Linked DNA regions of Homo sapiens: region 2 is linked to region 1. Evidence: read pairs that join two places in POLR2A ChIA-PET (ENCODE). Cell type or tissue: PC-3. All regions are shown on one strand. Each heading gives the region's core, and the rest is flanking DNA. Links, peaks and the distances in the headings are about the cores only.

The links. ChIA-PET counts read pairs that join two places held together with the same protein. Peaks named below come from ENCODE experiments on the same cell type or tissue, not always from the same donor. Only the 100,000 strongest peaks of a DNase experiment are listed, where the experiment ranks them.
Region 2: POLR2A ChIA-PET joins it to region 1 with 5 read pairs; 1 of 35 experiments calls an interaction of 5 or more read pairs at or near these places.

What each region holds. Positions count from the first base shown.
Region 1 is chrX:106,946,849-106,952,230 of GRCh38, forward strand. The region is part of intron 14 of MORC4 (MORC family CW-type zinc finger 4); the gene reads right to left. Among named protein-coding and RNA genes, the nearest start is that of CLDN2, 29 kb to the left of the region's middle. In PC-3, for the core only: no CTCF peak of the experiment used is centred there; a DNase peak (open chromatin) is centred at 1,963; H3K27ac peaks cover 2,787 bases.
Region 2 is chrX:107,722,905-107,728,286 of GRCh38, forward strand. All of the region lies in intron 1 of TSC22D3 (TSC22 domain family member 3), which reads right to left. Among named protein-coding and RNA genes, the nearest start is that of TSC22D3, 50 kb to the right of the region's middle. RefSeq lists an enhancer at 2,477-2,978. In PC-3, for the core only: no CTCF peak of the experiment used is centred there; a DNase peak (open chromatin) is centred at 3,117; H3K4me3 peaks cover 887 bases; H3K27ac peaks cover 2,235 bases.

The DNA of each region.
Region 1 (5,382 bases), core at 70-5,069:
CCAGGCTGGTCTTGAACTGCTGGGCTCAAATGATCCTCCCGTCTCAGCCTCCCAAAGTGCTGGGATTACAGGTATGAGCCACCATGCCCAGCTTCTTTCTTCAATTTTAATATAAGCATCTAAAAATATAATTTTCCCTCTGAGTATTTCTTTAGCTTCAACCCATAGTTTCCATATGTTTTGTTTTAATTTTCATATTTTCAATATATTTTTACATTTCCAATGTGATTTTTTTTCTTCTACCCATTTATTTTGGAAATTAAGACGTGTCATTTAATTTCCATATATTTGTGCATTTTCCAAATTTCCTTAGGTTGTTGATTTCTAATTTAATTATATTGCGATTGGAGAACATCCTTTGTATGATTGTCAATATTTTTAAATTCACTGAGGTTTGTTTTACAACCTAACATACAGTCTGTCTATCCTGGAGAATATTTCACGTGCATTTGAGAAGAATACATACTATGTTGTTGCTGGGTGAAGTTTTCTGTATGTATGTCAGGTCTGGTTGGTTCAGAATGTTCTTCAAGTCTTCTAGTTCCTTGTTGATCTTCCTAGTTGTTGTATCCGTTATTGAAAGTAGGGCATTGAAGTCTCCAACTATTATTGTTGAATTGTCTATTTCTCTCTACAATTCTGTCTGTTTTTGCTTTGTGTATTTCTGGGGCTCTGTAGTTAGGTATATATATATATACCTGTAGTTAATCTATATATATATATTATATATATATATATATATAATATATATATATATAAAACACACTTTAGATGCAAAGATACAGATAGGTTGGAAGTAAAAGGATTGAAAAAGATTCAACATGCAAACATGGTTATACTAATATCAGACAAGATAGACTTTTAAATAAAAAATGTTACTGGATATAAAGAGGGACCTTTCATAATGATAAAGTCCATCAGGAAGATGTAATAAGTACACTCACATATGGACCTAACTACAGAGCCCCAGAAATACACAAAGCAAAAACAGACAGAACTGTAGAGAGAAACAGACAATTCAACAATAATAGTTGGAGACTTCAATGCCCTACTTTCAATAATGGATACAACAACTAGATATATATAAAATCTGATATCTGTCTTTTGATTGGATTGCTTAATCCAGTCACATTTTCTGTTACTGATAAGATAAAATTTACATCTGCTATTTAGTTTTTTAATTTTCTACAAGTGTCACGCCTTCTTTGTTCCTTTGACCCATCTTTATTTTTCCTCTTTTTATATCATGTATTTTCTAGTATAACATTCACGAATCTAATAATACATTGTTATAATTATTACTTTATGCAATGTTACATCTTCCAAGGAAGCCAAGAGAAGAAAGCAGAGCAAGCACATATTTACAGAGTTTGTTTCATTAACCTTTTTATTTTCCATTTTTTAATTGTCATTTCAGACTGTAGATCTGAGTTACTATCTGGCGTCATTTCCTTACTCCAATGTAACTTTATTCCCATCCACCTCCTTTGTGCTATTTTTTGTCAAATATTTTACATTTGTATATGTTATAAGCACAACGATAAATCAATATATATATATGCAATTATATACAAATACATATTGCTTTATGTTATTTAAATTGGTTAAGAATAGAAAGAGGAAGAAATATTCTATTGTTTTGTGCTCTTTAATTAACTACACAGTTACTTTTATAAGCACTCTTTGCTTTTTCATGTGAATTCAGATTACTGTCTGATATTGCTTGCTTTCATCCTAAAAAAATCTCTCTAGTATTTCTTGTAAGGCAGGTCTGCTGGCAACAAATTCCTTCAGCTTTTATTTATCTGGCAATGTATTTAGTTCACCTTTATTTCCTAAAGGTAATTTTATTGTATTTAAGATACTTGGTTGTCAGTCTTTCATTCAGTCCTTTGAATACGTCATCACGCTGCCTTCTTGTTCCCATTTTTTTCTCATGAGAAGTCATCAACTTTAATTTTCTTGGGATTCTCTTGTACATGATGAATCATTTTCTCTTTGCTTTTGGCTTTCAATATTTGCACTATGATGTGTCTGGCAATGAATCTCCGTATTTATCCTATTTTGAGTTTGCTGAGCTTCCTAGATGTATACATTAATGTTTTTCATCAACTTTTGGGAAGTTTTTAGCCATGATTTCTTGAAATATTTTTTCTACTTCATTTTCTCTCTATTCTTCTATTATGCATATGTTGGTGCATTTCATGGCGTTCCACATTTCTCTGAAGCTCTGTTCATTTTTCTTTTCCACTGTTCTTCAAATTGCATAATCTATAACTTATCTATCTTCAAGTTTTTTTATTCTTTATTCTTCCAACTCTAATGTGCTGTTGAGTCCCTTTAAAATTTTTTTCATATCAGTTATTATACCTTGCACCTTCAGAATTTCCATTTGATTCTTTTTATAGGTTCTGTCCATTATTAATATTCTCTACTTTAATTCTTTAGACATGGTCTCCTTTAGTTCTTTGAATGTGTTTACAACAGCTGCATTGAAGTATTTGTCTGATAAATCCAATATCTGAATCTCTTCAAGAGCAGTTTCTATTGCTGTTCCTCCCCACCCTCTGCTCCCATGTAGAGGTCACACTTCCCTGTTTCTCTTCATGTTTCATAATTTTTGTTGACAACTGGACATTTTAGATAATATAGCAATTCTGGACACTGATCTCCCCTTCCCTATGACACTGATGTTGTTGTTTGCTTGGTTGTTTATTTAGTGACTTCGCTGAACTGACTCTATGCAGTCCATTTCCCCTGTATTATGCAGCCTCTGATGTACTTGTTCAGATTTTTTTTCTTGATTTTAATCTTTCACCTGGCAACCTAGTTCATACCTGGTTTGGCACAGGCCACTTATTAGTTAAAGGTTGTGCTTAAGTCCCTTCAGCTGGTTAGATTTTTACCCTTTTCCATTGAGTGTGTGCGAGACTTGGAGGTTACTACCAAAGTTCAAGAGTATGCTTCTGTCCCACATTCAGCCAGGTACTAATAGCTTAGATTTTCCCTCTTCAATCACCCTGGAGGTAGCATAGCATTGAACATGTACACAGTCTCCTAGATTGCCAAGGATGTATGTGATTTCATTTTTAAGCCTGGTTCCCAGGAGGTGCCCCTGGGTCAGAGTAACATCGTTCAGCCAGTGGTTGGTTAGAGGTTGTGCTTAAACCCCTAGTGCCAGTGAGGCTCCTCTTCTTTACTGTTTCATCTGTGTTCAGCTTGAGGACGGCTTTCAAGTCCACCTTAGGTCCTGCTCTGATTGCTTCTGAGTGGGTGTAGCCCTGTGCTTATACACAGCCTTTCTGACACCCAAGACTATGATCCGAAGAGGGCTCTTGACTGTATTTCCCTGATTCTCTCTGTTACCAAACTTATGATCGCTTGCACATTTTGCTTGCTGAAACTTGTCATGGAGTTATAATTGCCCTCATAATTGTTCTCCACCAAGATCTCCATTATTTTTGACAATGCCCCTTAGTCACAGAATTCTTCATGTTCTGCTCCACATAAAGTCAATTCCTTTAGGTAGAGCTGTGGCATTCCTCATCCTTAAGGCCTGCCTCTCTCTTTAAGCAGAATCTCTGGCACAGTGTGCAAGAACTAGAGACAACAACAGTAACATACTTCTCCCAGAGTAAAATCCCTTCTTTATGAATGGGTACTGGGGTAATTTTTGGCTTACTTCTTCCAGCATAGACTTCTGACCTATGAGCAAGCTCGGGTAGGAACAATAGGGGCATGGTATTACTAACTTGCTGTTCCTTTGTGAGTGCTCCCACCCTATAAGTGAGGGCTTTGTTGGGGAAGAGAAGGCTGGGAGAAGAGAGACCCAGTCTTCGTGGATCTGCCTGGAATAGAGCTTCTACAAAACAGAACTGGAGAGGAGATGAGAAAAGCCAGAGGCCTGCTCCTCCCAGGTAAAACCATAGCTCTAGACAATGAGCTAGGGGATGAGGGAGCCCCCATCTTCTAGACCACACCCACATGGATTAGAATTCCTTTGAGTAGTTTTCATAAAATAGAGCTTGGAGTGGGACAGCTTGTGGTTCAAATGCCACTGACTCTTGCTGTTCTTCCTGAGATTTAGAAGATTTCTTGAATATTTCTCCCTTTGCTGTGTGCCCCTAGGACACTATCCAGAAACACTGATTTTTTTTAAATATATTTTTTCAAGTTAAACAGTTATTTATTGGTGACAGAGTCCACTATGCTCCTCATTTCTCCATTCTGGAAGTTGCTTCCCTAGATCATATTTTTAAATGTTAATACTGGCCCCTGAATCAATCTTATTCATTTGCAAAATTGTTCATCTATTTCTACCCCTTGTTTGTTATTTCAAGTATTCCTTTAGACACAGTAGAATGTCTCTACTTCTCTCCCTCCACTGTTAACAGTGCAATTCAGAATTTGTTAACCTTTAAAAATATGAACTAATTAGCCTTTGACATATAGCTTACTCAAATCTAAATATCTAAATAAATTACAGCCACTAATTCTTGCCTTCATTCAAATGCTTACGGTTACTTTAGATCTTTCTTTTTTTTTGAGACAGGGTCTTGCTCTGTTGCCCAGACTAGAGCACAGTTGCGCAATCACAGCTGGCTCACTGCAGCCTATGCTCAAGCGATCCTCCCACCTCAGCCTCCAGAGTAGCTGGGACCACAGGCGCACGTCACCACACCTGGCTAATTTTTTATTATTTGTAGAGAAGAGGTCTCACTGTGTTGCCCAGGCTAGTCTCGAACTCCTGGGCTCAAGCAACCCTCCTGTCTCAGCCTCCCAAGTGCTGGTATAAGAGGCGTGAGGTACTGCACCCGGCCACTTTAAATCTTATTTTGTATCACTCATAAGAGAACTATACATATTTAGCCAGGCGCAGTGGCTCACACCTGTAATCCCAGCACTTTGGGAGGCCAAGGCGGGTGGATCACGAGGTCAGGAGTTTGAAACCAGCCTGACCAACATGGTGAAACCCTGTCTCTACTAAAAATACAAAAATTAGCCGGGCGTGGTGGCACGCGCCTGTAATCCCAGCTACTCAGGAGGCTGAGGCAGGATAATCGCTTGAACTCGGGAGGTGGAGGTTGCAGTGAGCCGAGATTGCGCCACTGCACTCCAGCCTGGGTGACAGAGCGAGACTCTGCCGCAAAAAAAAAAAAAAAAAAAAAAAAAAAAAAGGAAAGAAAACTATATGCACTTTATATGTAAATATTGGGGATACTTACATATCAAATTTTGACTACTCAAACCTCCTTCATCTTTGATCTTGTCACTACCCTAGAACAGGGCCTTTCATAAAGTAGGCACTCAAATACAGTCGTGCATTACTTAATGATGGGCATACGCTCTGAGAAATCCATTGTTAGACAATTTCCTCATCGT
Region 2 (5,382 bases), core at 59-5,058, 780 kb after region 1:
AAATTAAAAAAAGTAAATTGGCAGTACAAATCCAAAATTGTGCTTCCTTCCAGAATATTCTAGGTCTGTGGCCAATTCAGAAGTCTCCCTACTGGTTAGACCTTAGTGAAATGTTTGCTTCAGGAAAAAGCCTCGGGCTTGGGGGTGCTTGGGTTGGGGGGTGGCCTGGGGTTGGGAAGGACCATGCCACTACCATCTGGGGCATCATTTCATGGGGCAGAATGAGGCATGCTTTTCTTCTCCCCACCCTGCCCCTCAACTGGTGCCCACCTAGATAGGATAATGCAGCAGCACGAAACTTAGGGTTTCTGTGGGATCTACCACTCCTTTAACATTGTGGCTGATAGTGCCAGGAAAGGTCTCTCACCCTGATTCCCTTCCTTAACTGCAGGGCTTTGTAAAGCAAGGGAACAAGGCACAGGTATTTGCTTTCTGAGTTGCTAGTCCCTTTCTTCCAAGAAGGTGGTCTTTGTTTAGCATGGGCTCACCTCTCCGTGCCAACTTCTCGATCTTTGTCCTTTAGCCAGCTCCTCTCAGCCTTATACTTATCCCACCTCTTTCAGAGGCAGGTGCTAAGGTTCCTTGCCCTCTCCTACAGACCAACAAGCATCTTCAGGTAGGCAAACAGGCTCCCTCGTCACAGCCCACCCTTTGGCAATCCCAGTGTCCTGCAGCCTTCCCAGGGGCTGAGAAAGAAAGCAGCAAGACTATGCCACTCTCCACATTTATGTGTCTGCACCAGCCCTCCACCAGTCTATCCAGGCCAGCGGGACACTGGCAAGGCCTCTCTCCATCCACTCTGCTCTGTGGAACAGTTCCAAGAGCCGAAATTCCAAGCCATTTTCTCTGGCAGTTGCCAGGGTTACTTTGAGTAGCATGTGAAGGACTTGGGGGCTATTGGCAATGCTTGGAAGACAGCAACCAGGAGGATCTTGTTGGGGATGGGGGTGCAGCAGACGAGGGGCTTGTGAAGAGGGCAGGAGCACCTGCCTCCATTGTGGGCCTCGCTATAGAATGGGTGATCTTTGAAGTGGCAGAGGTTCTCTAGGGAACAAAAGGATGGTTAATAATGCTGGGCTCTTTAGTTCCTTGGCTGTGATGGGTAAGCACTGTGAGCCTCCTAGGGCCCTCGCTTACCTCACAGCAGAGCTATTCACCATGAGCTCATTTGAGGTAGCTCCTTGATTCTCAGTTGTGGGACTCTATCACATGTGAAGAGGGGCTCTGCAGATTGCAAAGGGCCTCTGGCTCTCCAGTCATCACCAACCGCTGCCTCCCACCTTCCAGGATGGATAGAAGGCAGCCTAGCTGGGGTGGGGGCAGTGGCAGGAGGAGGCAGGGGGCACACTATTGCCAGAACAGAAAGAAAAGGAGAAACAGGGCCAGCTTCTCCCTGGGGAGGGCCCCCCAACCATGGGAACAGCACCAGGGATCTCAAAGGAGTGTTGGAAGGGCTTAAGGAAGGTCTCCTGGCCTGGTTTGAGAATCACTGACAAGGAATACACACAACTTCTCGGAAGAAAGAGTAGCATGGAAGCACGTGCATTTGTGCAAACACCCTCTCCAGCCTTTCACACAGTCTAATAATTCACAGATAGCCAGGCAGAGTGGGGCATCCGCCCCCCTTCCCCTATGTTGTCACCTTCCCCATGACCCCAAAGGGACAGTAAGGCCACAAGACATAGCAAGATAGCAATGCAGGACACTCTAGCCCATGCCAGAATGTCAAAAGTCATGGCCTCTGCGCTCTCTGACATCCAGAGCTAGCTGTGTGCTGTGCAAGGGTGACAGGTGACAGGGTCTTAGGGGAAGCTTGAGGTGGTATTCAGATGGACACGGGGGAACCAATTTGAAGCCTCATACTGCATACTGGGAACGGGAAGTCCTGGCACTGCCAGAAGCACAGTTTTCAAAGATATCAATCATGCATTATAATGGGCTCTTTTAAATGAAGGAGAAATAAAAACAAGTACCATTTGTGCACAATCAATCATATGGACGCCTAAGAAATGATTCCCACAGGCTCCTCTTGAGGACAGTTCTAACTAGAGCCAGTCCTGGCATAGAGGCCCTCTGTGACTTGAGAAGTGTGATCTGAAGGGTGGTGAGAAAAAAAAAATCCCTCTCAGTCAGAGCTGTTTTCCAGACCACTACTGTGGTCCTTACAAATGCCACCATGAGAATCATGCCTTTGGATTCCAATGATCTCTCCTGGAGTTCTTCATTTATACTTTGAGGAATGAGAACGCCTTCTTTTCCAATGCAAAAAGCCCTGGGAAGGTGCCATATTCAACACTATCAGTTCAAATACTTCAGTATGAACTAAATTATAGTATTACTTTCAACAGAGTAGTCAGTGGCCAATCAGTGTCAGCAGACAATTGGACACACAGCAGGTAAACCTTGATGGTGGGCTGCAGTGGGCCTAAGGGAGATTGTGGAAAATGCAGGCGTCCTGGGCTGCAGCCCTAGCATGTCTAGTGGAATAGGCGTGGGGCGGGAGAAGGGTATTTCTCAGGTGTTTTGGACGCAGCTCTTTTGACACCAGTCCATGGAATTGCTTTTAGGAACTGCTGGCCTAAAGGTAAGAGCCAAGAAAGGGTCTATCTGAAGAGCCCCTATGGTGCCAGGGGCACTGAGACCCATTTCGTGTGACACATTCGGACGAGGCTTGGCATATTCTAGGCCTGCTGTCTGTTCTGCCCTTTCTTTCCCTCTCACTCCTGAAGGTTTGACCAGAATGTGAGTGAGATCTACTATGAGAGAGATGATCCTGAACATGCTGTGATTTATATTCAAATCTTTGGCAATTTTTGCCTCTCTGTTAAGAGGAACGGATGCCTTTTAAGATACTTCACAGCGGTCAGTGGAAACTCTCAGCCTGGCAGGTCAGGGACATGCGGCGGGGGAGGGGTGGGCATCGTTGTGGGAAAGAGAGAACCCAGCATAGAGAAGGGGAAGGGACTGGTTTTTCTCTAACAGCACAGTTTGGTCAATGAACCGGCCCAACCTCCCTTCTACAGGAACCAGCTCTTCTCCAGCCTTGTGGCTGTCACTGCCCGGTCAAACCTGGGTCAATTCCCAGGTGAGCTGAAGGGGTGTGACTCATTCCCCCCTCAAAAACCTGCTGGGGCTGACTATAAAGACTTGCCAGGATCTCTGCAAACATGCCTGTCCCCACCCTGATCCAAGCCTGGAACTCACCCCTGCCTACCATCCTCACCCCATTCCATTGCTTGTGAGCCCCTCCCTGGCAACAAGGCCATCTCCCCTGCTCGCTGACTCCCCTCTCCAAGGGGGAGTAGGAGGGGAATTTACTGTTGTCTGTGGTATGCATCCAGACTGTCTTTTGGCCTTATTTTATTTTATTTTATTTTTATGTTTAATTTACATTGTTTGCTAGGTTTGGGCTTAAATAAACAAAAGCTATGCTTCTCCCCAAGGCCTAGACTTCCTGGTTGCCTGCCAGCAACAGAGTGACCCTTTTAACCTCTTCTCTTGCTCCTTGAGACATTCAGTGTTGGGGGTGGGGTTGAAATAAAAAGATATTTAGGGTCAAAAACCTGGAAATTCTTAGTGCCAGCCTAAAATAACATCCCCGGCCCTTGCCGGCATTATGAATGTTAAGCACTGAAGCCACCTTACCAAGGACAGGGTTCTTTTAAAGCCCACAGCAAGATTGCAAAAATAAAGCACATAAATGGAAAATTCTAAGTATTGGCATTGATTTCTTTTCTTTCTTTCATCTTCTTTTTTTTAATCTACTCTACAGATGTCTTCGTACCACCAAGCAAAGACAGAAGTGCCCAGGTCTCTGTGGGTGGGGCCTCTGTGGCACGAGCAACCTTAAAGACCTATAGACACCAGAGCATGGTGGGCCTGACCAAGAAGGCTTCCTGCCAAAGCTCATACACCTTAAAAAATAAAAGGAACACTAGCCCCTATGTCCTAGGGATAGAGCTCTAACAGCAAACTAACGAATCCTGGTCAACAGTTCTGACATCCTGTTATTTGCTAAAACTAATAATACCATGGAGTTTGTTGACAGAGTTGCAGAAGAGCTAAAGTAAATATGGAAACCGAGGAACAGCCAAGTATAGACAGTTACTAGCTCAGCAGTTGAGGGGACGAGAGTTTCACAGATACTCCTTGGACATCTTGGGGCACCGGGGACTCAGCACGATTGGGAGATAACCCAGAAGGCATTTGTCATGTCACAGGGTGATTTATCTCCAACAATAGGCTGCTGCAATGATGGGTTTGGCCTACAGAGCTGATACTGAGCTCTCAGACAGACAGCAATGATATGAAAAATTGAGAGGGACTCCCTTGATGCATTTGTGAAGGGAGTTATGCCCCAAGAAACATCACTTTAGTTCCCATTTTAAACGAACGTGTTCAAGTGGGAAGAAAATATGTCAGAAGGCCAGAGTTCTTTTCCACCTTGGCCACTAGCCAGCTGGCGACTTCATGGAAGACCTCTAAACTCTCTATGCTGCTAGATCCGCATCCCTGAAATGGGAGTAATGCCACACAAGGTATGTATGTTTTATGGATACCCTAATGTCTGGAAACATAAACAAATCATTTTATTTATTTTTTTTTTTTACAGATTAAAGATGTCTTTGATGACTTTATAAATATTTACCTATGGACTTTATGGACACCCTGTAGGTAGCATAGCTGAGCTCTTTGGAGAGCGAAAAAAAGGGCTACGTGAATGTGATAAACTCTATGATAAATAGAAATTCTGGTTCCCAAACACCGCTGGCAAAATGGCTCCCCAAGTGAACAGCCCTTTTCACACTGTTTCAAATTCGTCTTTCTAACCTTCTGTCCAGTTTCAATGTTTGTTCTCATGGTTTCACATATACTGCTATGGGGAGGGGGTAGTTTGAGAAGTTGTTGTTAAAATGGAGTCTATATTTAAATTATTCTCCTGAAGGTCCTAGCAATGTTTCCCTGTATGTAGAACTTCTAATTTGCACAACGTTTTGACCCGAAGAACCACTTTGATAGTACAAACAATCAGTAATCAGTAAGACCTCTATTCTTTCTAGCACGACTGAAGGCACAGTCAGACAGGACCACGACTGAAAATGGGCCGTGCAAGGTCTCAAGTGAGCACTGATTGGCTTTCTAGACTAGAATATAAACCTTGTGAGGGCAGGGGCTTATCTTATTTACTACTGTACACCTAAGGCTTGGACCGGTGCCTGGCACACAGTACAAATGCAGTAAATACATGCTTAGTAAGAAAAAAAAAAAAGGTTATGTATGTGTTAGGACTTTGCTAATGGCCTCGTGGAGAACTATAGGCACATTCATGAATTAGTCTTCTGTTAGTTAACACTTTAATTTGGGGACAATCATTGTCTGAGA